3 separate regions of the Mus musculus genome follow, and all the other regions are linked to region 3. A link is a loop called in an ENCODE intact Hi-C map of the cell type or tissue named here. Cell type or tissue: gastrocnemius. All regions are shown on one strand. Links, peaks and the distances in the headings refer to the core of each region. The heading gives the core; the rest is flanking DNA.

What was found. Hi-C counts contacts between places; a loop is a spot of excess contacts. Peaks named below come from ENCODE experiments on the same cell type or tissue, not always from the same donor. Only the 100,000 strongest peaks of a DNase experiment are listed, where the experiment ranks them.
Region 1: it touches region 3 in a loop (5-fold over the local background); 29 of 42 quality-filtered maps call a loop at or near these places.
Region 2: a loop joins it to region 3, with 7 times the contacts of the local background. A loop is called at or near these places in 30 of 42 quality-filtered maps.

Annotation. Positions count from the first base shown.
Region 1 is chr1:39,518,696-39,529,618 of GRCm38, forward strand. Gm24826 (a small nucleolar RNA gene) reads left to right here and starts at 838; the gene lies at 838-1,052. In gastrocnemius, for the core only: CTCF peaks have their summits at 4,060 (motif pointing left) and 8,945 (motif pointing right); DNase peaks (open chromatin) are centred at 4,043, 7,871 and 8,941.
Region 2 is chr1:39,496,114-39,507,036 of GRCm38, forward strand. No RefSeq gene overlaps it. Among named protein-coding and RNA genes, the nearest start is that of Gm24826, 18 kb to the right of the region's middle. In gastrocnemius, for the core only: CTCF peaks have their summits at 1,883 (motif pointing left) and 8,364 (motif pointing left); DNase peaks (open chromatin) are centred at 6,938, 7,217 and 8,351.
Region 3 is chr1:39,386,455-39,397,377 of GRCm38, forward strand. It overlaps Tbc1d8 (TBC1 domain family, member 8), which reads right to left. Exons shown (of 20, transcript NM_018775.4): 6 at 7,611-7,818; 7 at 5,603-5,800; 8 at 4,663-4,833; 9 at 2,854-3,004. Among named protein-coding and RNA genes, the nearest start is that of Rpl31, 24 kb to the left of the region's middle. In gastrocnemius, for the core only: a CTCF peak has its summit at 5,929 (motif pointing right); DNase peaks (open chromatin) are centred at 3,915, 4,608 and 5,930; H3K27ac peaks cover 2,160 bases.

The DNA.
Region 1 (10,923 bases), core at 1,033-9,032, 130 kb after region 3:
ATACATAAGTACACAGTAGCTGACTTCAGATGCACCAGAAGAGGGCGTTAGATCTCATTATGGATGGTTGTGAGCCACCATGTGGTTGCTGGGATTTGAACCCAGGACCTTCAGAAGAGCAGTCCGTGCCCTTACCTGCTGAGCTATCTTGTCAGCCCAGAACCTTCAGTCTTTTACAGAGTGGAGGTTGCTCCAACCTGTTAATCATACAGACAGACATGTACACAGATACAGACAAACACAAGCACACATACAAAGAGAGAGACAGAGAGAGGCTGGGTACATTATTAGAAGGGGAGTGTGCTTGTCCCTAGTTCTGAAGACTCAAGATCATGGCACTAGAACTGGCTTCATGTTGGTGACTGCCTATAGTAGTTAGCTTTCTATCATCGTAACAAAAAGCTATGATAATCAAGAAGAGGGAGTTGGAGATATAGATGGCTGGCAGTTGTTAAGAGAACTGGCTGGGTTTTATTCCCAATACGTACATGGCAGCTCACAACCATCTGTAACTCCAGTTGCAGGGGATCCAAACACCCTTTTCTGGTTCCCATAGGCCGTGCATGCACATGGACATACACACAGGTAAAATACTCATTGTGGTGGTTTGAATACGCTTGGCCCATGAGAAGAGGCGCTTTTAGGAGGTGTGACCTTATTGGAGGAAGTGTGTCACTGAACACTACCATCCCTCCTCCATGGCTGGGAAGAAAGAACGAGAATACGAGGAAACGAGGGTCCCACAGTCTCCTTCATGACACACTCCTGGTAACTTGAATGCTTGCTGTTGGCCCCTTCTTCTCGAATGTACCTCCCGTTCCTAAAAGTGCTGCCCACAAGACTATACTTTCAGGGATCATTTCTATAGTTCGTTACTAGAGAAGTTTCTCTGACTGTGTAGAGCACCTGAAACCACGAGGACGAGACGTAGCGTCCCCTCCTGAGCGTGAAGCCGGCTCTAGGTGCTGCATGATTGCAGCTGCCTCTTGCCATTGATGATCGTTCTTCTCTCCTTCAGGAGGGTGAGAGGGAAGGAACGCAGTCTGAGTGGGAAAAAAAAAGTGCTGCCCGCTGGAAAGTGTCCCTTGGAACTCTGCCTTTCAACCGCTGGGCTGTTCTGAAGAACTCGGGTGCAAGGTATTTAACAGCCTCAAAGACTTACAGAAAAACTTATTTTTGCTATGTGATCATTATATAAGTGGTGATCCAGCTCATGTAGGAGAAAACTTCAAAGGTGATGATGGAGGTGGGGGTGGGGGTGGGGGTATCACGTGCTTCATCTCCTAAGAGAAGAGATGAGGAGGGGAGGGAACACACCGGAGTTCTGATCTGTGGGAGGCACTTGCCTTCTACAGAGGAGACGCTCTGCCTGGAGAGATGGGGAGAAGTCCTCCCAGGTGCTTCTCCTTTCTCACAGAAACTTCACAGACAGCTCTTCATTCTAGGTGTGTTGTTCAGGAAAGGATGGTCCTGGAGTATGTGGCTTTAATGTGCTGAGCATTTTTGAGAGAGGCCAGAGTGGATTCAGAAGCGAGATCTGTCCTGTCCTCCCTTGCTCCCCACTTACCACAAGCCATAGAAACTAGAATCCTCTTCACCAGAGGCCATCATAAATGTGGGCAAGACCATGCACACCTGCAATCCCAGTACTTCTCAAAGGCAGAGGCTAGAGGATTCCAAGTTTGACACCAGCCTGGGCTACAGAGAGAGACAAAAACGAAGGTAGTTATAGAACCCAGAAACACCACCCTGCCTCACCTCTCTGTGTAGGAGCTCACTAGCCCGTTGTGCTGGCTTGTTTACATCAACTGGACACAAGCTAGAGTCATCTGAGAGGAGGGAGAATTGCCACAGACCCTCTGGATCCCTTTGTCTGCGTGGAACAGGTCTCTAGTCGCAGGTGGGCAAAGCGTTGGATGGAATGACAGACAGATGCACACAGGAGAGGTTGTGTAGAATCTGAATGTAATGTCAAATCGAGCATCAAACTTTTTATACAGAAGAAAATAAGGAAGTTGGGTGACATACCCATAAGGTACAAAGAGGTTACTGGATTCTTACATAAAACAGAGGAATGCAAACACAGAAGGTCTAACAGGAACCACCTGGGATAGAATTCATTGTTAACAACTGGGATCAACAAGAGCTCCACCTAAGATTCACTTAATCTTAGAAGCCAGGGTCAAGGGCTTCGTGCCCTTGCCATAGTTCCTATTTTAGTCTATTGTATAGTCCACCTTTCCCTTAGGCCATTGTAAATACGTGTGTATGGGTGTAACTCAGCTATAGTTCTAAGTATCTATTCTGGTTCCTCTTTAGGTCTCAAACTTCCTTCTTCCTAGATGATGGTAAATTCCTGTGTAGGGCAGTGACTTAGTTTTTATTCAAAGTGATAGTGTAATACCAGAGGCAATTCTGAATATCACTGAATAGCAACATTCTTACTGAATTCCAAGCCCATAGTCTGCTCAAGGACTTTCTAGGACTGTTGGAACACTGGTGGAAGGCTTTAGCTATGTCAGAATTCAATCTTAAAAGGCACTTATAATAGGATAATACTAAAAGAGAGCACGTGGATCCATACGCCAGACTAACGTGGGAATGGAATATTAATGTATGGGTTAGAGAGAACGCCAGACTCCAGGAGGTGAGTTTTCGTGAAACTCTCTGCCTCGTGAGTGGCTTCCAGGCCTCTCGGCCTGTCAAGCTGACTCGACCAGAGTGCGTGGCAGAGAATCAACTGAGAGAATGCCTTGTAAGATGGGGCTGTTCACAAGCCTGCAGAGCATTTTCTTAATTAGTGATTGAAGGGGGAGGGCCAAGCCCATTGTGGGTGGGGCCACCCCTAGGCTGGTCACCCTTGGTTCTATAACAAAGCAGGCTGAGCAAGCCAGTAAGCAGCACCCCTCCTTGGCATCTGCATCAGCTCCTGTCTCCAGGTTCCTGCATATTTGAGCTCCTGTCCGAACTTCCTTCAGTGATGAGCAGTGATGTGGAAGTGTAAGTCAAATAAACCCTTACCTCCTCAAGTTGCTTTGATCATGGTCTTTCATCACAGCAATAGGAACCCTAACTGAGACACCAGCCACAAATAAACGCCACCCTGATCCACCTTGTGTGACAGTAGGTCACAAACCCCTCATTCCAGAGAAGGCTTGTCCTATTCAAGGCAGATGGAAAAACAACACAGAGAGTCAAGAAGGAGCCTTCAGCTCCAGGAGGAAGCTCTGATCCTTGCATGTTGACCTCACCAAACTTCCCCCACCCATCTGACAATATTACTCAGAAAACAAGGCTTCCACCTCAGGCTACAGCCCAAGAGAGCAGAAGAGGAGAAACTGACCCCAGAGATAGGATTTTCCTGTCACATACAAATATAATTCAAACTCAAACTCATACTCCTGACTCGGCATTTCTAGTAGCTGGGATTACAGCCTACTTAAATTCATCTTTAATAGTTGTTATAGTAAGTAATATCTGTAAAAGGATTTCTTCTTTCTGGTGGCAATGGAGCAAGGGACGAAGTTCCCTATTTGGTTAAGATAAAGCAATTTAATACTTTGTCTCTGCCTGATAAATTCTCAGCCCAGATGAAATATCCCAGGAAGGTTTAACCCTAAAAAGATGTTCACTTTTGACTTCAATTTGGGGATAATTGTCAAATAAAAAAGTAGAATTTTATGTGAGGTACATCCTGGGAAAGATGGTTCTTAGAAGGAAGGGAGTTAGGAAGGAAGAGAAGCCTGAGGGGACATGCCCATGAGAGCACATGCATTGTCCATTCCTGATTCTCACCTGAGACACTTAACATTGTCATGGTTATATTTTGTATTCCTAAAGGTTTAAGGAATCGGGTCAGGAGGGACTGAATTTTATTCAAAAGCTTTTCCTACGTCCTGGATTTGTGTTCTCAGCCTGCAGGGGACGGTGTGGGTGCTGGGAGAGGGTGTGGGGTCGGCTCTGTGTGTTGGTAGTGGCCATACAGCTATCAATGGAAGTTGATGATTTTGCCCAATTTAAGAATAGGTTGGTGACATTGGACCAATTTCGACTGCCATCTAGTGGTAAGAACATGCACAGACCTTGGAAACACCAACCCTAACCTACCTGGGCCCCCTCCACTATGATATAATAATCTTAGGGTGTTTTCTCCAAAGAGCAACTCAGGTGATTCCTTGTTTGTTGAGACAGGGTTTCTATGTGTAGCCCTGGCTGTCCTGGAACTTGCTATAAAGACCGGGTTATCCTCAGAGATTCTCTGCCTCTGCCTCTGCCTCTGCCTCTGCCTCTGCCTCTGCCTCTGCCTCTGCCTCTGCCTCTGCCTCTGCCTCTGCCTCTGCCTCTGCCTCTGCCTCTGCCTCTGCCCTCCAAGTGCTGTAATTAAAGGTATATGCCATCACTGCCTGGCTCTGATGTGATATAACTTTGTTAAAAACCCAGTAAACCTGGGTTGGAGAGATGGCTCAGCGGTTAAGAGCACCAACTGCTCTTCCAAAGTCCCGAGTTCAAATTCCAGCAACCACATGGTGGCTCACAACCATCTGTAATGAGATCTGATGCCCTCTTCTGGTGTGTCTGAAGACAGCTAGAGTGTACTTACATATAATAATAAATAAATCAAATCAAAACAAAAACCCAGTAAACCAGCCGGGCGTGGTGGCGCACGCCTTTAATCCCAGCACACGGGAGGCAGAGGCAGGCAGATTTCTGAGTTCGAGGCCAGCCTGGTCTACAGCGTGAGTTCCAGGACAGCCAGGACTACACAGAGAAACCCTGTCTCGAAAAACCAAAACGAAACAAACAAACAAAAAACCAGTAAACCTTAGTTCCCTCCTAAGGATTGGCATAGATCTTATTGAGTTTTTCTTCTGTAAAACTTTAAGTTTCTGTGATTAGCAGGCTGGGGGTGGGGGAGTGGATGCAAAACAGGCCTTATTGGGTGATGGGTTTGGACGGAAGCAATCTTGAGAATGTATTGATCACAGAAGCAGTCTTGGAATGTATTGATCATGCAGATCCATGAATAGAGTGGGGGATCTAGAAACAGAGAGCTGTGGTCATCAGATTCGCAGCAACAGTGCTCAGAACACGTGAAGAAATGATTCGGGGGCAGGGAGGGGCGCGATGTCCATCAGAGCAAGAATGAGACTAAATCCCTAATTTACCCCTGTATAAAGACAGATTCAAATCCATCGAAGGCCAGGGGATGAAAAAACGTCTCCTGAGAGACAATCTTCTGTCCGGCATTCTGACACCTGGAGAAACAACAGCATCAGCTGCTAATGGATCTTAGGGAAAGAAAAGGCTCCGCCCACCAAAGGGAGCAGGAGCAGAGGGAGGAGTCACCCCACAGAAGGGCTCAAGTGGGGGATTAGTAGCCAGAATATGCAGCGAATGAAAAAAAAATTAAACATCCCAAGAACAAATAGCCCAATCAATCACTACATGAAAAAATAAAATGATTTCTAAAAGAACACAGATGGCCATTACATGAAACACAGAGAAATGTTCAATATCTTTAGCTACCAGAGAAATACAAGCAACAATGAGACTCCATCTCACCGCCAGTCAGGACAGTTTTACCAAGAAAACAGCCATAAATGTTGGTATTAAAACAAACTCAAGTCAGCCAGGCAGTGGTGGCGCACACCTTTAATCCCAGCACTGGGGAGCAGAGGCAGGCAGATTTCTGAGTTCGAGGCCAGCCTGGTCTACAGAGTGAGTTCTAGGGCAGTCTGGGCTACACAGAGAAACCCTGTCTTGAAAAACCCAAAACAAACAAGCAAACAAACAAACATAACTCTTGCTCCAAATCAAATAAGAGATCATTTAAAGCTGGGTATGGTGGAACATAGAATAGTGTTAGCAAGTAAGAGGCTACCCTGGGCCACAAAATGAGACCCTGTCTCAAAAAAGAAAAAGTAGTCTATTTTGAACCAAATTTGAGGGTTCATAATTTAAGAATATGGGTTCAGACTGCCCTGAACAGAAGGCAGACACAAGCAGCACATTGAACAATGCATTACTTCATGTGAGGCTCAATGGTAGAACACCACCTAGCATGCTCATCGCCCTGGATTCAATCTCCAAAACTTCAAAACCAAATCAAAAGAAAACACTTTGGTGTGCATTTCAGATAGGCAGCTTAAGACAGAGTGGAGAAACCCTGGAGCTAAGTTTCAGGTGTTAACTGGTATTGCCACGTCTTTGGTTCCTAGGGACACACGAGCTTAGCAAGACACTGCAAATGTGTCCTGTGAAAGTGAGGAGTTTGTTAGGTCAGACACACCAGGGGATGATAAACAGCTATTTTAGGAACAAAAGATAGCCTGAGATAATTTTTTTTTTCATTTTTTGTTTTTTGAGGCAGGGTTTCTCTGTATAGCTCTGGCTGTCGTGGAACTTACTCTGAAGACCAGACTGGCCTTGAACTCAGAAATCCACCTGTCTCTGCCTCCCAAGTGCTGGGATTAAAGGTGCGCGCCACCACTGCCTAGCAGCCTGAGATAATTTTGACTACCTACAATTAATAGTCCCATAGCCATGAGGTTCGAGTCAGTCTGTAGAATCTTCAACACAGATGCAACTTTTTCAGGAAAATGAAGTTCACACTGAAGAAGATGCCCTTGCCCTGCATGGGGCTGGAGCCCTTAGGGGAAAGTCCTTTCTCAACGCACCTTCAAAGTGTTCTCTCTTCCCGCTACAACTACAAACTTTTCTTGGGAAAAGAAGCCAAGCACACGCAGAAGTATCCCTGTCTGCTATCTCTCTTGGATTTTGATCTCTAACTGCGCAAGCACAAGTATGCACATCTCAGCACCGGAAAGGTGGTTCCGAGGTTAAGAACCCTGGCTACTTGCTAAGAATCTGAGGTTGATTCCCAGCGCCCACTTAGTGGTTTAACATTTATCTGACATCTGTAACTCCAGTTCCAGGGGGGATCCACACTCCCTTCTGGCCTCTGCAGGGACCAGACACGCGGTGCACAGGCTGGCATGTAGGCAAAAAACAGACAGAGAGAGAGCGAGAGATTGAGGGAGAGAGAGAGAGAGGAGAGAGAGGAGAGAGAGGAGAGAGATCTGTGGTTTTATACAATGGGAACTGTATTTACAGGTTTAAACTGCATGGGGTAGGGTTGCTAATTACCTAATTCACCTACTATAGAAATAATGACCCGTGTGGCAACAGTAAAGCCAGTGGTAAGTAAGGGCCGGGTGTGCACAGTCTCCGGGTGGTTTGGGGAAGAGCCCTGTAATTCAGAAGGTCGGCAGAGGTTGGGAAACAATGTTTCAGGAAACTGTGGTTTGGCCCAGTTCATAAGTTCAGCTGTGGATGTGCCAGACCTGACTAACAATGGCCTGCAGCCTGGATTCAAGTGGCCCACGGCAGGGCCGCTTTATTTTGATTGTCTTCCTCGACAACAAACATACCCAAATATTCATATAATACTAATATATGTGTTTATTTTACTGTTTCTAGTTAGCATTGCTCTAGAAGGAGGAGTAATGTTTCCAGGTTTTTTAAAAACATTTATTTATTTATTTAATGTATTTGAGTATACTGTCACTCTCTTCAGAAACACTAGAAGAGGGCATCAGATCCCATTACAGATGGTTGTGAGCTACCATGTGGTTGCTGGGAAGTGAACTCAGGACCTCTAGAAGAGCAGTCAGTGCTCTTAACCACTGAGCCATCTCTCCAGCCCCAGACTGTTTTAATGTTTATTTTCAAATAATCCCAAATTTCCATGAAAGTTAGGGGATAATGTGAGGGCTATTTTCACCTGCTTTTCCTCAGTGGTTAACTAATGCCTTCTAGAAGCGCAGCATACAGTCACAACTAGGAAACCGGCCAAGTCACAGTGTATGCATAGTTGCCTGGGAACTTATCACATGTGTGGACACAGCCCCGAAGCCACAGGGCACAGCCTTGCTCTGTCACTAGGATGTCCCCTTATGTGAAGCCTTTAGGGTTGGTCAGGCCTATCGCTCTACCTCCAGCACTTGCAACTCATCTGTTTTCTACCTCCGACCTTTAAGGAGATACTGTTTCAGTGTGACATAGGAGACTTTCAAGATGGCTGCAGGTGCTGAGCCCTCTGGAAAACAGAAAAGGAACAGGGCTAGGGTGGTAACTCAGTTGCTAGAGTGCTTCCCTAGATACACTAAGCCCTGGGTTCAATCCTCAGCACTGCCTAAACTTGGTGTAATGTAGCCTGCCGTGATCCCTGCACTTAGGAGCTAGAGGTAAGAGGAGAGACGTTCAAGGTGAATCTTGGCTACACCCGCTCTCACAAGACACCACCCAGAGAGCAAGTGTATTATTACATTTTAAGCCCAGTGGCTGTGGGAGGACCCCAGAAATCAGGGAAAGACTAGGAGCTTGTTAGATCGAGAAAGAGAGAGAGAGAGAGAGAGAGAGAGAGAGAGAGAAGCTCTCCCCATCCACAGCCAGTGCTAAGGTGCCAAGGTGTCTTTCCCTAAGGGAGCATGAGTCCCAGCAAACTCTACAGCTGTCCTGAGAACCCAACTTGTCCAGCAAAGTTATTCTGATAAACTCACTGGTGTTCTGCACTGCAGGCTACAGTTGTTGCAACCATGGAGGGACATGGAAGGTGTCACCCTGAAGAACTGGAAGACCAGGGAGGTTGTCCTCTGAGATCAGGGTGCAGACAAGCTGAATGTGTCTCACACTGTACCAGGACTGATGGCGACCACCCATACAGCTCCCACCCATCATAATGAATGCACAAGCACCTCGGCTGCCCTGACAGTGCACAGCCAAAGGAGGTCTAAGCTGTGGGGATGCTAACGTCTTACTTCTCCCACCAAAGCCACCAAAGCAATATATAGGAACACTATGATTCTGGCTGCTAGTCAAGGAGCATGTTGTACCTTGTCTGAGCACACACTGCTTTCAGCGGTAGGTATGAGGTCACCCACAAGGGGGCGCTGTGGCTCCTGACACAGCTTCTTAGTCCCACGCTGCTTGGGACTAGGAAGCTCTTACCCGACCGAGTAGGGGCAGTTTGTATTGTAAAAAATAGTCTCTGAGGATTACCCTGGTACACTTTCCTGTTTATGCCATAGCTGCCTGGACAGCTAGCTAGTCTATCCTGACAGTTGCATTGGTCACAAAGGCAGTGGGCTTTCCCAGATTCATTGCAGTTTGCAATGTCACTAATCACAAAGCTACAGGGAGATGATACTATAATAATCACTCCGGTTATATAACACCAACATTGTGTAACAAGCTGATACCCAAAGTCACATCTTCAAAAGAAAGCCATCCGCAAAGGATGGTAGAAATCTCAGCCCACCAGACACACAAATCTCAAGGTAGGGACACAATAAATGTACACACACACATAAGAGACACAACAATTTCAATTACTTTCTTGTAAGATAAGGAAAAAACGGAGTGCCCACCTGCCCGATAAGGATTCTAGAGAATTATTACAAAAACCTCCAATGGCTCATCTAGTAAAGGTGCTTGCAGCCAAAACCCAAGGACCTGAGTTCAAACCCTGGGCCCACGTAGTAGAAGGAGTGAAGTGAGCCCTGCAGGGTGTCCTCTGCCTCCTGGCATACATTAATTATGCATGCATGTACCCACTCATAAAACAAACTAACGAGCATCAAAAGACCAAGGAAAGCCCACAGAATAGAGGCGAGGAGTTAAAGGAAGTCAGAAAGACGCTGTGGCTGTAAATGGAGAATTCACCACAAAGAAGTAGGGATTTTGAAAAAAGAACAATTAGTCAAATTTAAAAAAAATCCAGCTTTAACAAAGTTCGATCTGATCTGTGAATGGGGACTTGAAATCAGCCATTCAGGCACAAAGTGGGTTGGGAATTGTTGTTATTCTAATGTTGATTGAACTTTGTCTGAATGTGAACCAAGTTAAAGAGCACCATGAAAAGAAGAAGTAATGTGAAGGTTGTCTTTAGAGGAAAAGATATACTTGAGCATTTAGTCTTTCATCTGGCTCTCGACTGGGTGTGGTATCCCAGCAGTTCGTAGAGGCAGAGGGGCAAAGGGGCAGAGGGGCAGAGGGGCAGAGGGGCAGAGGCAGGTGGGTCTCTGTGGACTGGAAGATAGCCTGGTCTACATAGAGTTCCAGGCCAGTCGGAAAGACTCTTGAGAACCTGTCTCAAAAAATAAAACATACAAACAAAATCTAAATAAATAAATAAAGCGTCAACGTTCTTCTGTATATTGGTGGGAATGGTTTGTCTGAGAGAAGATATGGCCATTACACATCATTCTGTATATTGGTGGGAATGGTTTGTCTGAGAGAAGATATGGCCATTACACATCATACTTTTCACCTACCCTGTAACCAAGTTACAGGCAATGTGCTCTGAGATCATTTATAACAACGCAGTCATTCAGATTCCATACTGGAATCAGCTTGTCCAGAATTAACTGACCTCTAAGAACAATGTAACCAGTCTCACTATGCCCTGGATGACACACTGTGTTATTTCCTGCTTGCTTTCTGAGAATCTTTGATGTCTCTGACTCTGTGTGTGTGCTGTGATGTATCTTCTGTCTGTCTGTCTGTGTGGAGGCTATGTGTGTATGTCTGTGTGTGTGGGGTGCATGTGCCTGTGTTTATGTCTCTCTGTGTGTGTCTTTGTATCTGTGTGGTGTGTGTGTGTGTGTGTGTGTGTGTGTGTGTAATGCAGTAATAAGGTCTAAGACCATTTGCTGGAGGCAGTAATGCACTGAGAGCAACAAAACTCCCTCCCCCACTATGTTGGCTGTGGAGAGGATCTGACTGTGCTGTGTGCTGTTCTGAGTTAGCAACACCGGAATCCCATTTCTCCCTTACACTGAGATCGATTGAGATGAAAGATCCTTATTCCCTCTGGTTGCCATATTTGCCGTGTGGATCAATGCGTGGGAGGATGAGAGGATG
Region 2 (10,923 bases), core at 1,029-9,028, 110 kb after region 3:
AATAGGTGGGAAATAACACAGACTCCACAATGAAACAGTTCGCAGACAGTGAGAGACTTTGGAGGGCTCCGTCCTCATTAGGATGTCTTCATCGAACCTCTCCCCGCGGGGCTCAGGGAACTATGTGTAAGTGGAATTGGAAAAACTCTCAGAGCCAGAGGGGAAACAGTGTCCTCCAGACCGGAGAGGTTATCAGATTGTCAGTGATGAGGCTGGAGGAACTTGATAGCTTAAAGCAGAACTGGATAAAGGATTTATGTTGATGTCACAGACAGAGCCAAAACTTTAGATGAGAAAATTTGAATGTCAAAAGAAACAAAGCTCTCCAAGGAAAAGAACTGGAGTTATAACAGGCAAATCTGGCTTGTCAAAGAACAGTAGTAATTCAAACAAAAACCCTGAGCATTGAATGTTAGTGTTTGCCTAAACATCATGACATCCTTTAGTGACAGAGCAGAGGCATTGCTGTGTAGTTAGCAAAGGAGCCGAGAAAAGCTAAGCCCCATTGCTGCGTGTAGCTCAGTGGTAGATGCTCAAAACACGGCTCTGAGTTCAATCTTTAGTATCACGGAAATAATGCAAAGCAAAGCTACACATTGTGTGACGAAAAGTCAGCAATGTCATACCCTGGAACACTGAAAGTTAAGAATTAATAACAAAAGCAAAACATTTGGGAACAGATTATTGTTTCCCTGCCTCTCAGCCAAAATCAAGTAGAAAAGTAGAAATGGGAAACAGACAAAAGAAATTAAAACAGCTTGCCTCTGGGCACAGGCCCTAGGACAAGATGCTCTAACTTTTTGTTAAAAGTCTGAAGAATGATGAGCAAGCAATGGTGGCTCATACGTGTGAGACCAGCATGGTATGCTGAGGCAGGAGGATCACAAGTTTGAAGCCAGCTTTGGATGCATAGCAAGGCCTTGTTTCAAAGACAAAAGTTTAAAAACCAGTACGTTGGAATTAGAAGAGATGGCTCGATGGTTAAGAGCGCTTGTTGCTCTTGCAGATGGGAGCTTGGTTCCCAGCATCTACATCAGACAATTCACAGCCACTTATAACTCCAGCTCCCAGAATAGCACTGCCCTCTTCTGGCCTCTGCAGGCACCCATGTGAGCATGCCCATACGTGCATACACAGATACACACACATACATGCACACACAGATACACACACATACATGCATACACAGATACACACACATACATGTAAAAAGTACAAGAAATAGCAATGTGCCTTACAAAACTGAGTACTACTTTGCTAATTGTAATTTTTTTAAAGAACATACATAGTTATTTAAGACACATTGGGGGGGGGTACAAAGATGAGGATAGATTCTTTTATCTCAGTGTTGAGACCAATACTTTCCCCATTGTACCTCTGTATGTGTTATGTTTCTATGGCTGTGATAAAACACCAGAACCAAGACAGCTTACAGAAGGAAGGGCTTGGATCTTATGGTTCCAAAAGGAACTGGATACCAGGTATTCAAATATGTAAGCCTATGGCAGAGATTTCTTGTTCAAGCCACCACAACTTTAATTACCTCTTCAAAAGTTCTCTCTCTAAAATCAGTCATATGCTGAGGTACACTGGGACTTTCGAAACCTGAATCTTAAGGGGGCACAATTCTAGGCCGCGAAACCTCGGAAAGTGCCCCATGCTGCACAGTGAAAAGCGCATGCCATCTCAAACATATGTTACATGCTTCTGAATGTGGGTTCTCTCAAGGTCAATACCGTGTGGTACAACCCGTGCAGAAAGGTGTGGCAGCCTTGCTTACGACCACGGGAAATGAGCAATGGATCGGGACCCCAAAGGTCAGCACTTCTCTTGACCCCTGGCTTGTGGAAAGCAGAATAGCTGGGAAGAGCGCCTCCTGCTGGCAAGGGGGAGAGGGGGTAGGTGGACATCATCAGAATACATTATACAGGGAAATGGAAGACAGACCAGAAAAAGAAAACCTAACAAACAATTTCAGCGATCTGAGATTTTTCTCAAGTTCTGTAACCTAATGGACAAGATAAAATGAGGTCCACCATATTTGAAATATTCTCATAAAAAAAGATATTGATCCTTGTGTCTGCACATGCAGACACGTCTATGTGTTATGTACATGTGTTGTGACTGCATGTGCACATGTGTACAAGTGTGCATGCACATATGTGTGTCCATGTAGACATTGCCTGAACCATCTCCCAGCCTTGCCTCCTTATTACTGAGTTGCAATAATTTCTTATACGTTCAAGGTACAAGTCTAAGTCACCATTCAAGCTACCGTAAAGAAACAAAGGAAAGGGTGCGTGAGTCAACAAATATCAAACTCCTTACAGTCCTGCAGGTTGGAAGGACACAATCAAGGACCGGTAAGAAGCATTTCTCATGAGTCCTCTTTCCTTGACTAACACGTGTCACATATGTTCTATCTCACATGAACGTCCCTCATACATGTCCTTGGTATCTCTTCCTCTTCTTACAAGGGCATGCTTTTAGGGTTCCATTTAACCTAATGACCTTTCTAATTTTTTTAAATATAATATTCTTTGAGAATACATGCATACCATGTATTTTATTATATTTGCTTCTCAACCCCCCTCTAATTCCTCTCAAATCCACCCTACTTCCCCACCCCACCCAACATTGCATTCTCTCAATCTCTCTCTCTCTTTCTCTCTCTCTCTCTCTCTCTCTCTCTCTCTCTCTCTCTCTCTCTCCCAACCCCCTATGGAATCTAACTTGTACAGGACCATCACTGCATCATGGTCAACCTACCAGAGTCCATATTCTAGAACATGTAACATGGGTTACATCTAGATGTTGTTGGTAATTACGCATTATCCAGAGGGTGGGCAATGCCTGGCAGTTTGGTCTAACATGATTTAGAAGTGATTTAAGCTTGCGGGGTGTGGTGGCTCACTCCTGTAATCCCAGCACTTACAAGACAGATTCAGGCAACTAGGAAGGAGCTCAAGGTCAGACATAGCTATGTAGTAAGGCTTTCCCACGCTCTTCTGCCTGGGAGTTGCTCTGACTTCTGGGTTACCATCAGAGCAGGTATCTTGTGTGCCATATCTGGTCCCCTGTACCCTCTCTACATAATCAGATACTCTAGAATATGACCCCTGGTAGGTTGACCATGATGCAGTGGATGGTCTTGCACAAGTTAGACTCCATGCGGGGGTCGGGGCAGGGGGGAGTTTCTTTGGATATTAAGGCTTTAGCTTACAAACCTGAAGGCAGAATAATTCTGCCTTCGCCTGTTTCTATAGCTGTAAAAAAAGAATAAATACCCAAAGCTAGGTAACTTGTAAAGAGCATAAATTCATTGGGCTCGCACCTCCAGAAATTGCCCAGTCCAGGAGACCTGTCCCTGCACTGTCCCTGCACTGTCCTGTACTGTCCCTACACTGTGCTGCACTGTCCCTGCACTGTCCAGCACTGTCCCTGCACTGTTCTGCAGAGTTCCTTCATTTTCCCGTACTGTCCTGCACTGTCCCACACTGTACTGCACTGTCCCTGCACTGTCCTGCAGCACTGTCCCTACACTGTGCTGCACTGTCCTTGCACTGTCCTACACTGTCCAGCATTGTCACTGCACTGTGCTGCATTGTCCTGCACTGTCACAGCACTGTCCCTGCACTGTCCTACACAGTTCCTTCACTGTCCCGTACTGTCCTGCACTGTCCCACACTGTACTGCACTGTGCTGTACTGTCCCACACTGTCACAGAACTGTCCTGCACTGTTCTGCACTGTCCTGCACTGTCCCTGCACTGTTTCAGCTCTGACCCAGCTCTGCTCAGCATCTGATGATGACCTCATTCTGAATCAGAACATGCAGAGGGCATCACATGCCAAGACAGGATAAGCATATTAGCTTTGGTATCTTTTTATAAAGCTACTAATTCCATCAGGGACCCTTTGCTGATGACCTCATATAATCCTGGACTTCCCAGAGTAACATATCAATGTGAGGATCAAGTTTTCAACCTGAGTTTAGGAGGGACAAATACCTAGACTGTAGCACTATCTACTACTCCTGTCTCAGATGTCCGATGCCCCAAAGTCGTCTCCCACTGAAGGGTCCTATCTCTTAATTCTCTTTCCCTTTTTATTTTCTCTTTCTCATTTTAATTTACAATATTTTTCAAAACTCATTCACGAATGCACTGTATCTACCTCACTCCTACTTCTTCTTCTTTCCACTTCACTTCACCCAGTCCTGTGCCCCTGCCCCCATTCTCTCTACAATTCGTTACCTCTTCATTACTTACCGTATCCATTCAGTCTGGCTCCGAGGTATCTCTGTGTTTAGAACCGACTCCTTAGGACTAGGTAACTTATCAGGGGCTCATCCCTGGAGAAAACTGGCTCTCCCACCTTTAGCATGCATTAAGTGATGGACTATCACTCTTCACCTAGGGGTGGGGGCTTGTGGGATCTCTCCCATCCATGCTGGTACATCTACTGGTTATGGTCACCGTGCAGGGTTTTTTTTTTTTTTTTTTAAGCTAGACCCTGTGATTGGGTAGTGGCGGCTGCCTTCCGTACAGATATGCAGGACATGGCAAAGCACGCTCTAACCAGCCTCTCTAGGGTGAACACTGAGCAGGGAAATGGAATACAAAAGCAAAAGCAAGAGCAACTGTTGCTGCTGCCAGCTTCACAGGTGCCAGAGGAGACCTTTCCCCTTAGCAGCAGGCATTCTGTGTCATCCAGCATGTGATAGCCCAATCATGTTCTTTGAAAGAAGGAATGAAAACACAGAAAATTGCCTAAATAAAGAGACAAGATGGCTGAGGTCAAGGGTATTCTGTGATTTGCATCTAAATTGGAATGTCCTGATGCTACTAATTCCATCAGGGAATTAGTAATTTTAATTATGACCAAAACTGATCTCTGCAGAGGTGGAGAAAGGACCAGCCATATGGCACATCTTCATGTCTATCTCTTGCAGACATCTCTCCTCAGGCATTTACAGCCCTTTAGTGAAAGAGCTTGCTGTCTAAGATCCCCAAGGTCTGGAAAGGGAAGTTGAATACCTCATTTTGCTTGAGGTATTAGTGTTATATAGTAGTTATCTTTGGGTGGGTTAGAAAACCTTAGAATCTTTTCAGCCTGGACTATCTGTCTCTCTGGTCTGATTTGTATATTGTTAGCTCCCAGAGGAAAAGATCAAGAGTATCTGATGAGATAGAGATGGGATACAGGGGACCAGATACGGCACACATGACACCTGCTCTGATGATAACCCGAAGGTCAGAGCAACTCCCAGGCAGAAGAGCATGCAAAAGCCTTATCCCAGGTCATCCCCATTCTTACATTTTGTTGCCAGTGAGTACTTGTATCCAGAACTGACTTTCTCCAATCTTGCTTGTCCTGGCCCCTGTGTATGTTAAGAACAAAGAAATAACAAAGTGGCCTAACAAAGAGGAAGAAGAAAAGCAGTTACCCCACAAACCCACTGGATACATGAAGGCTGACTATATGAAGAGTTTTGTTTTATGTTGTGGCACTGGGACCACGCTCAGACTTGCTCCATAGCTATGGCCGACCTTGAACTCCTTCCTGGTTGCCTGCATCTGCCTTGTAAGTGCTGGGATTACAGGAGTGAGCCACCACACCTGACAAGCTTAAACCACTGCTTAATCATGTTAGACCAAACTGTCAGGCTTCACCCACCCTCTGGATAATGTGTAATTAGCAACAACATCTAGATGTATCCCATGGTTGTCACTAAATGTCTTTTTTTTTTTTTTTTTTTTTTTGTCATCCAAATAGATCCCCAAACCCTAACATTAGGATAGGCCAAAATGTAAGGGAAAAACAAAAACTTCCCCCACCTCACAAAATACTCTAGGTTCAACTTTCCCTAGCATGTTGCTGGCGAGCCAGACACAGGCTAGATTGAGAGCCAAGGACATTTCCGATTCTCCTGGGACAGGTGTTCTGAATTCTGTCTGGAATCAGTGAGTAGCACGTGGGAGCCTTTTCGTCCTGACCATCTCATAAATGACATTCTGGCAGGGCTGTTGGCAGTGTTGCTCCTGGACCCCAAGATCCTCACAGAAGCAGCACCTCACTCTACACCTCAGCGTTTCATGCTCCATCACGTCACTGACACCCAGTTAACCTCTGACTTGTTTACCCCGACTTTTGGAAAGATTTATCTTATTTTTAATTATGTGCATATGTGTCTAGGGCTGGGTATGCGTAAGTTGAGGAGCCTCAGAATTCCAGAGGAAGGTATGGGATGCCCTGGAGTTGCAGGCAGTTGTGTGGGTGCTGGGAACTGAACTCAGGTCCTCTGCATGGCTAGTACATGACTTAAGGCACTGTGCCATCTTTCCAGTCCTTTTCTCCTACTCAATATCTCAACCTTCTCCTCTCTCAACCATCATTTACAGTGTGGCTCTCATCATGGCTTACTTGAGCCTCCGACCTAGATGGCAGAGCTTGGACCTCTCACCCTAAATAGCAATGAGGCTACACCTTGCTCGGCTCTGTCCATGCCCACAACTTTCTGGGATCCATGTTCTGTGCTCAGATCACACTGGGAGGCAGAGTCTTGCGCACACCTTCCCAGGCCCTTGCTTTATCACCTTCGTATATCTGTTCCTCAGAGCTATGTTCGCTTGTGCCACCCTCAGCCCTTTATGCTCCCTATACCTGCCAGAATCCTACTTGTCCCCGGATTTATGGGACAGGAAAATTGCTTTCCTCGATGTCCTATAACTGTGCCATCTGACTGCACACCCATGCAGGTGCTGGGGACAGGCCTGTGTTCTGGTTACCCTTCCTGGCTGCCATTCCGGGGGTTTCATCAAGAATCATGGACATAGCAACCATGTCCCACGCATCCTGAGCCTCTTGCTTTTCCCATCTGATGCCATCTGAAAACCTTGAAAGTTCTGGCTCTGGCCCAGCTCTGTGTTTCCTTCAGTGCTGACGGCTCTTCTCTCAGCAAGTGCACAATCAAGGGACAAAGGACCTACAAAGGAGGAGTATTCTGTGTGGTAACTAAGGAGCCCTGGGCCCCAGTTCCTGTGTGGGGCGACTTTACTTCCGCACTCGGGCCTCAGTTCCCTCAGCTCCTTGTATACTCTGAGAAGTAGGAGAGAGAAAGAGCACTCAGATCTCACGGAAGGTTGGAAACATGGGGTGTTTTCCAGATGGGGGCTTTCCTGGCAAGAAGTTACCGCCCACTCAAGGGAGCATCCGCCGTCCCATCAAGCCTGCCCTCACACTGCATGTCTGGCACGGAACACACTGGACATGTCAGAAGAGATTTTCTTCCCACATCCGCAGAGTAGCTACTGGCTCGCCAAAGTCACTCAGCAGGTCTGTGGTGACAGAGGGGAACTGAGACCTGTTGCCTAAGGGGTCCTGCATAAAAAGGAAGATGTTGTAAGCTACACTGCTTGGGACTTGCTCTGGATGCTCCTGGTTTACCTTAGCAAAGGCTCGCCGACCAGGACTGGAGAAAAATGGAGCAAAAAGCCTTTTTCAAGGCTGTTCCCCCGCATTGCTGCAAGAGTCCTTTCTGGAGAGGTGCACACACACACACACACACACACACACACACACACACACACACACAGGCACACACACACATGCACGCGCGCACTTCTTCTGTTTAATAATAGCAAGAATCTTTAGTGATGTGAAACTGCCCATAGCCCACCCCCCTCCCAAACCTGGTGGTTCGACTGTGAATCCGACAAATAAACACCCAGAAGAAGAGCAGCTCAATTTTCCAGCCTGAGCTCCACCACTGTGGAGGGAAAAACGCACATTTCAAACGCACGTTACCAGCGTTAGCGCATCCTTTAGAAAGGATACCCAGGCCAGGTGTGGTGGCAAACACATGTCCAGCGCTCAGGAGACCAAGGCAGGCAGATCTCTGTGTCTCTTGGGTCAGCCTGCTCTACATATCCAGTTACCGGACAGCCAACAATGACAAAATACAAATGTTACTTTGAATGTCAAGCTACGAAGAATTTAGAGACTCCTAATACACGGAACTGCTGAATGCTTCTTTGGGACACAGAAATTATTTGATCATTAAATTGTGCGTGTGTGTGTGTGTGCGTGTGTGTGTGTGTGTGTGTGTGTGTGTGTGAACTTACCCAAAGAACCACGAAAGTAGTACAATTTTCTTTTCACTATTTTGTGGTACTTTGTGCATATTAGGGAAGCCCTCTGTGCTGAATTATCTCCTCAGCCCAGATATGTACAATGATCCTACACCAATTGAAAAATAAATTCAAAGGGCCCAAGAGGTAGGCCAGTGGTTAAGAGCACTTTCTGTTCTTCCAGAGGACTCACATTAAGAGGATATCTGACGCCCTCTTCTGGCCTACAGCAGGCACCAGGCACATGGCACACAGACATCCATCCATGAAGGTAAAACATCCACACACAAGAAATTAATTTTAATTTAATTAAATAAACTACATTTATATTTATATATAATTAGATAAAGTAAATGTATAAATAAAATACATTTTAAAATTAAAAATAAGTTATATAATTAAAATAAATAAGTTGACATTAATATGAAAATATTGTAAAGTAAACGTTATTTTGAATTTTAAAATGCTGTTTGTCTTTCCAGATGGATCAGTTTACATCTGTGTAGTTGGTGGTCAGGGAACGCTGAAGGTAACTGCAGCTGTCCCAGATGGGGGCTCTCTTTCAGCCCCTCAATCAGGCTTCAAAATGCTCTCAGTCTTCCATCTGGTTCTTTCACTGTGTGCCTAGACCCCTTTGCCATTCCCCACGGCAGCTGGGGCCTCCTTACAGGAGATGTTCAAACCTAGCCCACTTGGGGCTAGACATAGGAAGATGCCTAGACACACAGTGCTGCCTAGTGTGTTAAAATTCTCAAACTCAAGTGCTGGAGAGGCGGCTTATGGTAAAGTCTTGTTCCAGCATGAGGGGCTGAGTTCAGATCAGGAGCACCCTAGCCGGACTGGGCATCCGGCAACTGTAATCTCAGCACTGGGGAAGCTGAGATAGGAGACCCCTGAAGTTCCCTGGAGAGACAATCTAGCCAAACTGATGAGCCTTGGGGGTAGTCAGAGATGCTGTCTCCAAAAAACAAAACAATGTGGGAAAAGCTAAGGAGATGGCTCAGCAGTTAAGATCACTGGGTGCTCTTCCAGAAGACATGGGTTCAGTTCCCAGCACCCACATGACAGCTCACAACTGATTCTAACTCCAGTTCAAAGGGCTTTGGTACCTCCTTCTGACTTCTTCCAGTCCCAAGCACATACATGGTACACAGACATATGTGCAGGCAAGATACCCATACATATAAAATAGTAAAAGTTTCAAAACAATAAGGCCAAGAGTGAGGAGGATGCTTGCCCTGGACTACTGACCTACACACACACACACACACACACACACACATACCTATCTACATACAAATGAACAAGTATACAGGTACATGCACACAGAGATGTATGTACACACGAACAAATACACACAAACACACAGAGGGACAGAGACAGACAGACTTATCAAACCCACATCAGGGGATTGGTTAAATCTTCTGGGGAGAATGTAACACTCAGCCCCAGGCCCCTGCACTCTGATTTACCCCTAAGAAGCCCTGAACGCCTATCCCACTTGGCAACCTTGAGACAGCTGCCGTCACTCAGACGCTCCTTCCTTCCTGTCTCTTGAAAGTCTTAGATGGTATGTTTCATGGCCAGTTCAAGGTTAAGCGTGGGGTTGTCTTACCGTCCCACGCCTACTGCTCCGTTCTGTTTTAGAGGAAAACTATACGTGCCTGCTTCCCCCAGCAACCCAGCACAGCAGACCAGAGACGAGTGCAGAATCAGCATCTTTTAATGATTTTTTTTGCTGAAGTTGGCCTCCTCCAGGGCCTCTAATGGAGAATGTGTGTCTGCTTAGAGATTCGTAGGCTGTCCCCAAGGCGGCTCGGGTTCCTACCTGACCCTTTATCAGAGCTGCTCATCAGATACCATCCCTGGATTGATTTCAACTGGGGCTCTTTGGCGGAGGAAATGATCACAATGGAGCAGCCGAGGTTTCAGGAGCCCTGGGCTCCAGGAAAGACGCAGACTCAGAACTGAGAGCAATCCTGGATCTTACAGAGATTCTCAAACGTATTTGCAGGGCTGAGAAGTTTTTATTGGCTTCAAAGTATGAAGGGGGAGCCTAGGAAGTGGGATCAGTGGGTAAGGATGCCACCAAGACTGATGACAGCTTTGATCCCCGTGACCCACATAGTAGAAGAAACCTTCTTGAAAGCTGCCCTCTGACCCCCACATGTGTGCCGTTCATTACCCACACAGGATAAGTGTTTTTAAATTAAAAATATATATAAATAGAAAAGTGGCAACAAAGTAAAATCTTATTAATTTAATTTCTGTCGACAGAGGATGGAACCCAGGGGACCTCATTCCTTCTCGGCAAGCGTCCTACCACTGAGCTATACATCTACAACTTGATTAGTAATTGTTACATTTATTCTGATAGCAGATTATAAGATTTTCAGCATTTTTTAAATTGCAAAATGGCATTCTGTGTGGGTTGTTAACTGCTTGACAGCCGTCCCCTGTATCATGTGGTGGAGAGAGACCCAGACCTACACAGAAGTGTCCAGGTCTGCTGTCCCCCCATCCTGCAGGCCCTGCCAGGACAAACCATGTCTTGCCCTCCCATGGACTGCCCTCCCATAGCTCTGCCTTCATACAAATCTGGGGTATTTTCTTCAACAGTATACTCTGGACACCCTGACCTCTGTCTTTGTCCAGCTTTGAGTTCCAAGGCACACCAAGAGCTCCTTAATTCTCCCCTTTTGCTTAATCCTGGTTGAATTTGATTTGTTACTTATAAGGAATACCCTTGATTAAGACAGGAATCACGGCCTCTTGGTCCCCCTCTTTCTTCT
Region 3 (10,923 bases), core at 1,592-9,591:
GGATTCAATCCCAAATATATACCTGAAGCAGTCGAGTTATTAATATGCTTAATGTGTATATCTGCACTGCCCAGATATACACAAGCCCATGTACAATTGCCCTGTGTTAATTCAACAATAAATTGTCATGTATCTCTGGTGCAAAGAGCACAAGAAAGCACAACCCAGATTAAGGCTAGCAAAGCACTGGCAAGCAGCCCACAGCAGCCAGCAGGGACAACCCAGAGCACGCTAGCCACCATCCCAAAGCCAAGGCCCAGGCTTCAACCAGGCAGGTGCTGAGAGACAAATGGCTGGTGGGTGTGAGGACCTGCCCCAGAACACACACGGTGAGCTCCCAAGGGGAGAGAGAACAGAATTAGATAGCATTCTCACAAAGGTTAGGCAAGGTTTTAAGTCCTAAATAGGTACAGTAAAAACAGCCCTGTGCCTCAACTCCCCTCTGCATCGAGCAACTGTGATCCCACAGCAGAGGGACAATCACGTCACAAGACGCTTCTCACCTGTATGTGCTGGTGGCTGACAGCTGCTTGAACACTATGGTTACCCTCCTGCCAGCAGAGCAAACACTAGCACCAGCAGACAGTCCCTCATGAGCTGATGGCCCTATCCATCCCTGTATACCATGTGAAACAAAACAGCTCTACCCAAGAAGATTTTTTAAGGGGGCCCACCATGGTGTGTGTGTGTGACAGGTAGCTGCTGAAGACACCGGTACAGAGAAATTTTAATTCAGAACATGGCTGCTCTGACAAGAGATCACATGCAAAGACCTTTCTAGGTCTGCGTGATCTGCCTGGAATACAGACACCGCTTTAATCCCAGCTGTCAGAGGCAAGCACATCTCTAAATTCAAGGCCAGCCTGAAATAGAGCAAGTTTCAGGTACAGAAAAGCTTAGGTCCAGACCTTTGATCCCTTGGGTACACACTTTTAATCCCAAACAGTGAATGTAAAGTTAGTTTATGAAAGGAAGCAGCCATGTTTAAAAGTGAGAGACAAAGTGATGAGACAGAGAGAGATTTGACAGAACAGGATCTGCCCAACTCTCAGGAGAAGAGAGAAAAGAGAGGCTACTTAAGAGAGAGAGCAGGAGGAGGAGGCGGCAGTTCCATCAGGACAGTGGTACAGAGGCAGGATGAAGAGAGACCAAGCCAGACACAAGTATAGACAGAGCGAGCCAGGGAATGAGGAGGAGCCAGCAGATTAAACAGGTTGCCAAAGTTAGTATGAGGCCAAGCAGAGCAATTCAAGAGAAGCCAAGAGAAACCAGACTGAATCCGTGTGGAGAGGAGTGTGAGCCAGAGCAGCTGAGTAGACCAGCCAGCCAGAGTTTAGAAAGAGCTAGAAAGGGTGAGCTTATTCAGCAGCAAGTCTCAGAGGCTGAAAACCTTCTAGGCCTAGATAAAATTGTACGGAGGCTAGAAGCTTTCAGGGCTGGGCCTAGGTTAGCAGATTGAGGCAGGAAACCATGGAGAGACAATTAGAGCAGGTGAATAAGTTACTATTATACCCTGGGAAGCAAGAGGGAGGGTGCCTGCCCAGTGATGGGCCAGACATTAGTAGGAGGAGCTTGAAGGAACATGGCCAAGGCTGGCCTAGGCAGCGGCTGTACAGTTACTGCAGTGCATTAAGATGAATGGGCGGGAATCTTGGACAGGAGACAGGCAGAACCAAATTGATGCAAGAGGGAGAAAGGAGAATATAGGGGGATAGATAATGGGAGAGATAGTGCGGTCACTAGCAAGGATGGCTATGAGGAAAGTCTGGGGAAGGGTCTAGTCTGAGTGTAGTGGTTCAAATGAGAATGGCCCCTATAGGCTCATGTATTTGAGTGCCTAGTTGGTGAACTGGTAAGGAAAGATTAGGAGTGTGGCCATGTCAGAAGAGGTGTGGCCAGGTCAGGGGAGGTGTGGTCATGTACCCAGCAGCCATAGAGAGAGGACTACCATCCGACTGAGGCCTCATCAGGCCTCCTCTGAGGACCCAAGTGGTATTTGAAAAGTAATCAGACAGCATCTACAATCTCACCTCACTGGGTACCACATTTCCAGTGGAGGAAGGGACAACAGAAACTGCACTGAGAAATTCAGTTCAACACTACACAGCACCGGTCAGCAAATACAGTTTTTCTGTGTTGTCCCTATCTGGGCTCAAATCCAATAAAGACACTTTATGTCCAGGTGGTTTCATTTTTTTTTTAAAGATTTTTATGTGTGTGTGTGTGTGTGTGTGTGTGTGTGTGTGTGTATGAATATGCTGTAGCTGTCTTCAGACACACCAGAAGAGGGCATCAGATCTCATTACAGGTGGTTGTGAGCCACCATGTGGTTGCTGGGAATTGAACTCAGGATCCCTTGGACAAGCAGTCAGTGCTCTTAACCACTGAGCCATCTCTCCAGCCCCTGTAGCCCAGGCTGCCTTGAACTCATATATCTGAGGCTAGCCTTTAACTTCTGATCCTCCTGTCTCTACTTCCCAAATGCTGGGATCACAGGTGAACGTCTCAGCACCAGGAGCAGGCTTACAGTTTTGTTTATCATTTGTGAATGAAGGGGTAAGACTGGTCCTGTTACATACCCCAGCTTGGCTAGGAACTTTCAATCCTACCTATCCCAGCATCTCCAGCACTGAGAGTACAGGCACACGCCACCACATCTAATTCATGAAGCCACTGATAAGGAGAAGGTCACTGCTCTGGACCTCATACTTCCTGAGGGGGACCGCAGCTAACCAGGGGCTCCCAACTCCATGATGGTGGTTTACAGAAACAATCCTGACATGCTGCTCACAGGAAGGCCATTCCAGAATCTATTCCAAAGACTACAAAAAGTTTGAACACACCAAAACCTACCTGAGAAAAGCAGCCACAGCCTTCCACGTAACGACTCGGGGATCCCCATGGCCACCAGCTTCCGGATCTTTTCAGTGCGGAACATGCACACGGTCCTGCCGTACTCTACAAAGTGGTCGTTCCACAGACTGATTTTTATCTGTTCCCGGGACTGGAAATGGAGGTGTTTGTTAAGGTGACAAGAAGCCATAATCAGTAACAGTATAAAGAATGTCTCAGTTTATCAGGGACCAACAGGAAGAGCAGTGATAACAGTGTTCACACACACAACACGTATGAGCCGCTGCCAGGCATAAAGAATCCAGGACAAATAACACAGAGCCCCAAGGAGCCCTGCAGAGGCGTCTGTGTGAACACAGTGCACAGTTCATAACAGGAACATGTCACCAAGTACAGAGGCAGCTCAGACTGAATGGGAGACACAGATGCAATGGGGAATTTGGGCAATGCCTCTTTGGGGCACTGACACAAAGCCAACTACTAAAACACCACTCGACTCCAATGTCTGCAGACTGTAACAGGCACCCAGCATGCCCTGAGCTTCCTGACAGAAGGGGGGAAAACTGAAACCTGGAAAAAAATATTTTCAATTTTTTTTAAAAAGAAAATGTCTTTTATATAAATGTGTTTGCAGGAGTCAGAAGGGGTGTAGATTCCCTGGGACTGTAGTTAGGGGAAGTTATGAACCACCTGGTTGGGTCTCTGCAAAAGACACAAGTGCTTTGAACCACTGAGCCACCTCTGCAAAGCGCATTCTCATTATCAGAAATGAGGGGGACATTTATTTTTCTAAAAGTCCTTTAAAACTGTTCATATGTCAGGAGTATCAGGCCTTTTATAAAATATTAGCTACTATTTGTAATCATTACTGTCCAATAATGTGAGTAACATATTCATAAACCTACATTTTGGTCATTCGGACAAGGAATGGCTGAACATAGTGTGTACAGCAATTAAGAAGACTCGGTTTAGATTTAAAAGGCTGGTAGCTAGGAAGTAGCTAGTTGTTCTTGGAGCTACCACCTGGGCCTGTGGCTGGCTGGCTGGCTGGCTGCCTGCCTGCCTGCCTGCCTGCCAGCGAGGGTCCCGTTCTAGTCTATTCACCAACTATACATGACTCCTACCTCCCTATTATAAATTAAGCAACAGGGGCTGGCAAGATGGCTCAGCAGGTAAGAGCACTGACTGCTCTTCCGAAGGTTCTGAGTTTAATTCCCAGCAACCACATGGTGGCTCACAACCACCTGTAATGAGATCTGATGCCCTCTTCTTATGTGTCTAAAGACAGCATCTGAAGACAGCTACAGTGTACTTACTTATAATAATAAATAAATAAAATCCTTTTTAAAAAGCTTAATAATTAATTAAGCAACAGGGCCTGGGGAAATGGGTCTGTGGGTAAGGAGGGCTTGCGGTACAAACATGAATACTTGAGTTTGAATCTCCAGAACCCAGGTGAAAATGCAGTAATTTCAGTGTTGGGGTTCAGGGATAGGGAGCAGGTAGAGACAGGTGGATCCCAGGATTCTGCCAGTCTGACCAAAATGCAAACTTCAGGTTCAGTGAGGAGCAAAGAAAAACCCGTGTGAAAGGCATACACAGAAGGCCTGGCTAGTAACAGACTCGTTGCACACCCGGAAACCTATAGGGGCAGCACCATCCTCTGGGCAGGCTGCACGCCGCACTCCGCACTCGAGGAGCCAGCTCCCCACTGCCCTTCACTTGGTGCCTAGGACAAAAGAAGCGATGGCCACCCAGAGCGCACACACGCTACTCCCCAGAGCTGCTGCTCACAGGCATCTCACTCACCAGGCGGGAGTCGGGGCTCTGGCTGCCAGACTGCTGGAAGACGGCAGTCAGGGGCTCGGGGTGTGGCAGGGGGCGCTTCTCCTCTCTCTCTTCGCTACTTTGAGAAGCCACCATCTCAAGATCCCCAAACTTGTCAGTGCAGATGCTTGCTGAGTAAAACACAGGTGAAGCCTACAAGTCCAAGAGAGGAGGCACAGAGAGCACCGCGTGTCAGTTAAACCTAGAGCCCGCTGTTACTGTCAGGTACCTGTGACAGAGACGGGATCCCAGGGCAAGCTGGCTAGGGACAGTAGCCGTGTAGCACACTCTGAGTCTGACTGAGAGAGCCTGCCTCAATGATCAGGATGATTCCTATCTCCACCATATGTCCACATACATTTATACATATATGCTCATAACACACGCACGGAAATTTAAAGATGAAAAGATGTTTCCTAATGGAAATCACGGCTAATGATGGACCAGCAAACCCAAGTACATTCTTGTATCTCTCTAGTCTTAGGATGCGAAACTCTCCCTCTTAACAGATTATAGCCTCCCTGAGCATCAGCCCCAGCAACCTTGAAAAGGGGATACCTGCGCTTCAAGAATATGACAAGTGTCCCCACGGGGAGGGGTGTCCCACTGCTCCTCTAACTGGAGGGGGAGGGGTGTCATATCAACTTCTCCAACCCAGGCAGTATGTGGAGCGTCAACTCTCCAAGGTGCAGGTAACCCCATGGACCCTTCTGATCCAGGCATCCCCCAACTCAGAACACCAGAGCCTTCAGATGTGACATCACACTAATGCACGGCCCAGCCGTCTCCCCCTATACACACACACACACACACACACACACACACACATGGCCTGTCTTTCCAAGCACTCCCTTTGGAGACTATGGCCCTCCCGGAGGTCACAAGAAGAGTCACAGAATGCTGTCCCTGTAAAGGCTCCTACCATGTCATCATCACTTGGCGAGGTCTCATAGTGCACAGGGTGGTTGGCGTGGACCTGCTTCAGTCTCAGCAGCAGGCCCTCCACCAAGTTCTCTCTGTCCTTGAGCTCAATGAACTGGAAGGCCATCTTGCTGCGGATGCTCACGATGATGGGGTTGGGCAGCAGGCTCGTGTCTTCCATCTTCTCAATGCTCACTACCTGGAACAGAGATGACACACAAAGTACAAGACAGGAGCCTGGCAGGTGTGTGATCATGCCCTCAGACATATCCAGGAAGAACTCCATGCAAAGGCAGGAAAGTGGGCTGGGCAGTGTTACCTGTCAGTGCCACAAGGGGGCAGCAGCCCAAGGCTCTGTGCACAGGTTGAGTGGCTTGGCAAACAGATCACAAAGTAGCAATCTGCCCCCCAAAAAGAAACTACATCATAGATGAAGCCTGGGACAGCTGGGCTACCTGGAATAAGTCACTCATAAAAAAGATAAATACCAGGGCTGGAAAGGTGGCTCAGCAGCTGGGAGCACAAACAAGTAGGAGTGCTGAATGACTGCACTGAGGGCTTTAGTCTCTAAGTGGGACAGAGTCTCAAGTTGGGAAGATGGACATCCCGGAGATGATAGTGGGGATGGTTATGTAACAGAGTGAACATGCTTGGTGCCACTGAAATGCACACCTAGCAGTGGCTAAGGGGATGAATTACGTGATGTGTGTTCTGGAGAGCTCTTATTTTTCTTTTTGAAGACAGGGTTTAGCTATGTAGCTCTGGATGGTCTGGAACTCACTGTGTGGACCAGGCTGGCCTTGAACTCATAGAAATCTGCCTGCTCCTGCCCCCCAAGAGCTGGGACCACACCTGACATGGCTTTCTTAGTTGACTGTTTATAAAAAGAGCATGTTAATTGCATAATAACAACATGGAGATCAGAGATCACGAGGGGGGGGGGAGGTGAACCTTCTAAATAATTAAGCAGCCAGACTCCAGCACTGTAGCTGTCTTCAGACACACCAGAAGAGGGCATCAGATCCCATTACAGATGGTTGTGAGCCACCATGTGGTTGCTGGGAATTGAACTCAGGACCTCTGGAAGAGCAGTCAGTGTTCTTAATCTCTAAGCCATCTCTCCAGCCCTGAATTATGATATTTTACAGTAAGATACTTAACTTTACATTTTTAAGCTGAAGTTCTAGTAAGCCGAGGAAGTGGCCATTTGGTTTCTGCAGGTGGCACTTTTTATAGATTGCTTCTCTCTCAGGTGGGGGTGGGGGTGGGTGAAAGGGGAGAGCTCTCATTCCCGGCACACTCTTGAAGAGCGGCTTCACCAGTGAGGAGGAGGTTGGAATGCTCTCTTTACCCAGCCCTTGTAGGCAAACTCTGGGCTGTTAAAGCAACACCAGAAGAGCCACAGCCACCCCAGGAATGAGCAACTCAGGTTCTGCTCCTCAGAGAACCAGGGGGCCATCTTTAGAATAAAGTCCTGGTATGTGGCCACCCTTCCTCCGCCCTGACAGGGCAGCGGCAGCAGCAGAGGCTGCGGTTTGGATATGATTTCCACGGGACCCCAGAGGCTCACTGGTGAGGAGCATGGTCCCTGTGAAGCTGTGATAAGAGGAGGTGGGGTAATTAGAGGTGGGGTTGCTGTGGTTGGGCCTCTGGGAACATTTCCCCCAGAAAGGACTAATACAGTTCTCAGGAGACCTCAGTCAGTTGTCAGAAAGTAGGTCACTTGGAACAGCAACAGGATAGGCCTTTGCTCTCTGTTTTACCATGTGATATCTCCAGCTACTACATCACCATTTTTTGGATAAGGCCTCGATCAGATCTAAGCCCAAACAAAACATAGCATCATTTTTTTTTTAATGAGCTAACCCTCTTTTCTTTATAAGTTTATCTGGCCTTGAGTGTTTTGTGTTTGAGCAACATAAAACAGACTCAAACACTTGGGTACAAATTGCAAAGGGTGCTTCAGGAGCACAAAGCAGGCAAGCATGGGTGAAAGGTGTTAAGTCTACCTCTCTCAGGGGAAGCACAACATTACAGCAGCCATCCTCTCTGCTGGCAAAGCAGATGTAGCTGTCAGAGGAGAATATCCGTCCGGCTGTGTGGCAGCGACTGAAGGGCGTCCAGAGGGAACAGTCTGCCACAGCGTGCAGCTTCTCCTCCCTCGGCAGCCTGAAGAAAGCCCGGAAGAACTCGTTCTGTGCTCTGGCCTCCAGGTCCCTGGGGAGCAATGGGGACAGAGGGAATGAACATACAAGCTCACAGAGAAAAAAAATACCTCGACGTCCACTGGCCCAGCTGGACAGCAAGGGTGTGCAGACTGGCTGTATTTCCCAGAGACTGAGTCATCCCTGGGCTCCAAGTTCACAGCCAACCCCTAAAGCAAGCAGAGCTTCTTAGGTCTGCACAGAGATAACCCATGAGCCATGAATCAGGATGCACATCCCTGGGGGCTGGCCAGAGGGCCCTGAGGTCAAAAGCGCAGGCTGCTCTTCCAGAGCACCCAGGTTCCATTCCTAGTACCCCCCCCCCCCAGAGTCTCACACTTGTCTATAATTCTAGTTCCAGGGAAGATCCAATGCCCTCTTATGGCCCCCACAAGCACAAGGCCCATATGTGGTGCACAGACATACGCATGCAGGCAAAGCGCCCATACACATACATCTTTAAAGAAATAAGCATGCCTGGCTGGTTTGGTTTGACCACAAAAATGGCATAAAAATGTAAATATAAAAAAAGTCAGGTTACTTTAAGTGTCTGAATAATAAGTGTCAGGTTACTTTAAGTGGTTTGAATAGGAATGGCCCCATAGACTCACGTGTTTGAATACTTGGCCCATAGGGAGTGGCACTCTTATTAGGATATGTGGCCTTGTTGGAATAGGTGTGACCTTGCTGGAGCAAGTGTGTCACTGTGAGGGTGGGCTTTGAGGTCTCAGAAGCTCAGGCTACAGTCAGTGTGGACACAGTTTCCTGCTGCTCCCTGAGGATCAAGATGTAGAACTCTCAGCTCCCTCTCCTGCACCATGTCTGCCTGCACGCCGCCATGCTTCCTGCTGTGATGATAATGGTCTAAACTTCTGGAGTCCCGATGAAATGTTTTCCTATATAAGAGTCATGGTGTCTGTTCCCAACAGTAAATCCCTAAGACACTGAGTGTTGCCCAGGATGTGGGGAATCGTAGCCTTCACACGCTTTTGGTAGGCATGTGAAGTGACATGCTTTGTGTAGGAAACCAGTCTCACTGCTTAAGGGAGACTCACCATTTTCCCAGAAATTCTACTCCTGGGAATCCACAAACAAGAGACACGTAGGCCTGCTGACAACTCACATACTAACATTAACGCTAACAATAACAAAAAGTGGCCCAAATATCCATCAACTGATGAACAGCTAACTACAACGTGGCATGTCTCTTTAATTGGATAGAAAGTACTCAGCCACAAAACAGGAGGGAAGGTCTTGATACACATGGCGATTTGGATGAAGCTTCAATATGCTAAGTATGGGGCCAGACACAGAGACCTCAGCCTGATTCTGGCCACACAGTAGCTGACAAATCCCTTACATCATCCCAGCACAGCTAAAACATCAACAGGGTCCTGTGTAGTAAGAAGCCAGCCCCATATGGGGGTCATCACCAGCCCATCCTCTCAGGCAGGGTTTGGTCACTTCCTTCTCAGACAAAAGGTTAGGGGTAAACCCCAAACTCAAGTGACTGGAGTGACACTAAGAAGGACTGTCTTTTGGGGGGGGGGGGAGATTTAGTAAAGAAGCCTTAATGCCATAGTCGCACAGACAGACAGACAGCAATGTGGTGGGGGCTTTGAGGACAGTGAGGGCCAACATGGCTGAGTAAGGGGCCCTTCTTTCTTTAGAGGAGTGGGGAGGTGCTGTACCACAAGCACCGCCTGACATTTAAGCTCTCTCTGGTTCCTGGCTGGCATCAGTGAAGGAGGGGCCCTGTTAGCCTGAGACTCCTGTGCATGCCAGCTGTGAGGGTAAGGAGAGCTAGAATCTAGACCTTAACAGCAGGGCCACCATGGGGCCTCCCAATCCTTCCTTCTACAGAAAGGCCAGCACACAGCAGAGCTAACACTTGGGATACACCAGCCAGCTCAGGCTAGCAGCCTCTGAAGAAGCACATTGTGAGGGTGGCATTGACCCAGTAGCAGCAGACTCAAACCAGAAGGTTCTAGCTCTAGACTCCAGGCATGTCTTTATTAAACTTAGCTTCCATTCCTAAGATGTCAGGGACTTAGAAACGTAAGCAATCCTAAAAACTTAGAGGGAAAGAATGTATTACTCTCCCCACAAATCCAGAATTTATTTAGTCCAGACTAGATGTCCCTCCTAGATCAGACAAATGTGCCAAAAGCAGATTTCTCCCTCTCTCTTCTCTCAGCAACCCTCTGGAACGCTTTACAGTAGAGCTGCATCTGGGCTGACAGGCCAACTCTCACCCCATCTGCTTACTCAGGCCACACAGGATGCAGCTGTGTATCAGCTGCGGCCACAAGCTCAAACTGAGTGACAGGCTGAGTGACGGCTAGGCCAGCCTTCCTCACCTCTGCACTCAAGATCTCTAGCCATATCCAAAATAGGACATCTGACTGGTCATGCCTTGTTCCATCCAGTTCAGAAAGGCCAAAGTGGGTCTTATGCTGCCGGCTTACCTCAACAGGGCATGGCTATGTGTCTGGAAAATGCAAGGATTAGCAACTCAGAAACAGGGCTCCAAGGGCAGATGGTGCTTTTTCTCGGTGTTCCTGTCCACATGGAAGAGTTCCCTCTCAAATGTGTATTCACCCAGAACATAACCAGAATTGCCAAGGCCAGAGCTTGGGCACCTGTGGACCAAAAAGCTAAGTCCAACGTCCCACCCTGACATGCCAATTACAGAAACAAGCAGTGGTGGTTTGAACACTGTGGTGGTTTGTATATGCTTGGCCCAGGGAGTGGCACTATTATGAGGGGTGGCCTTGTTGGAGTAGGCATGTCACTGTTGGTGTGAGCTTTAAGACCTTCATCCTAGCTGCCTGAAAGTCAGTCTTCTGCTAGCAGCCTTCAGATGAAGATGTAGAACTCTCAGCTCCTCCTGCACTATGCCTGCCTGGATGCTGCCATGTTCCTGCCTTAATAACAATAGACTGAACCTCTGAACCTGTAAGCCAGCCCCAATTAAATATCCTTGTAAGAGTTGTCTTGGTCATGGTGTCTGCTAATAGCAATGACACCCTAACTAAGACAAATAGGAACAACCCTCGAGAAGCAGTCAAGCCAGTTCACTTTTGCTGCCTCTGTGTAGCCACGCTTCTCCACTACG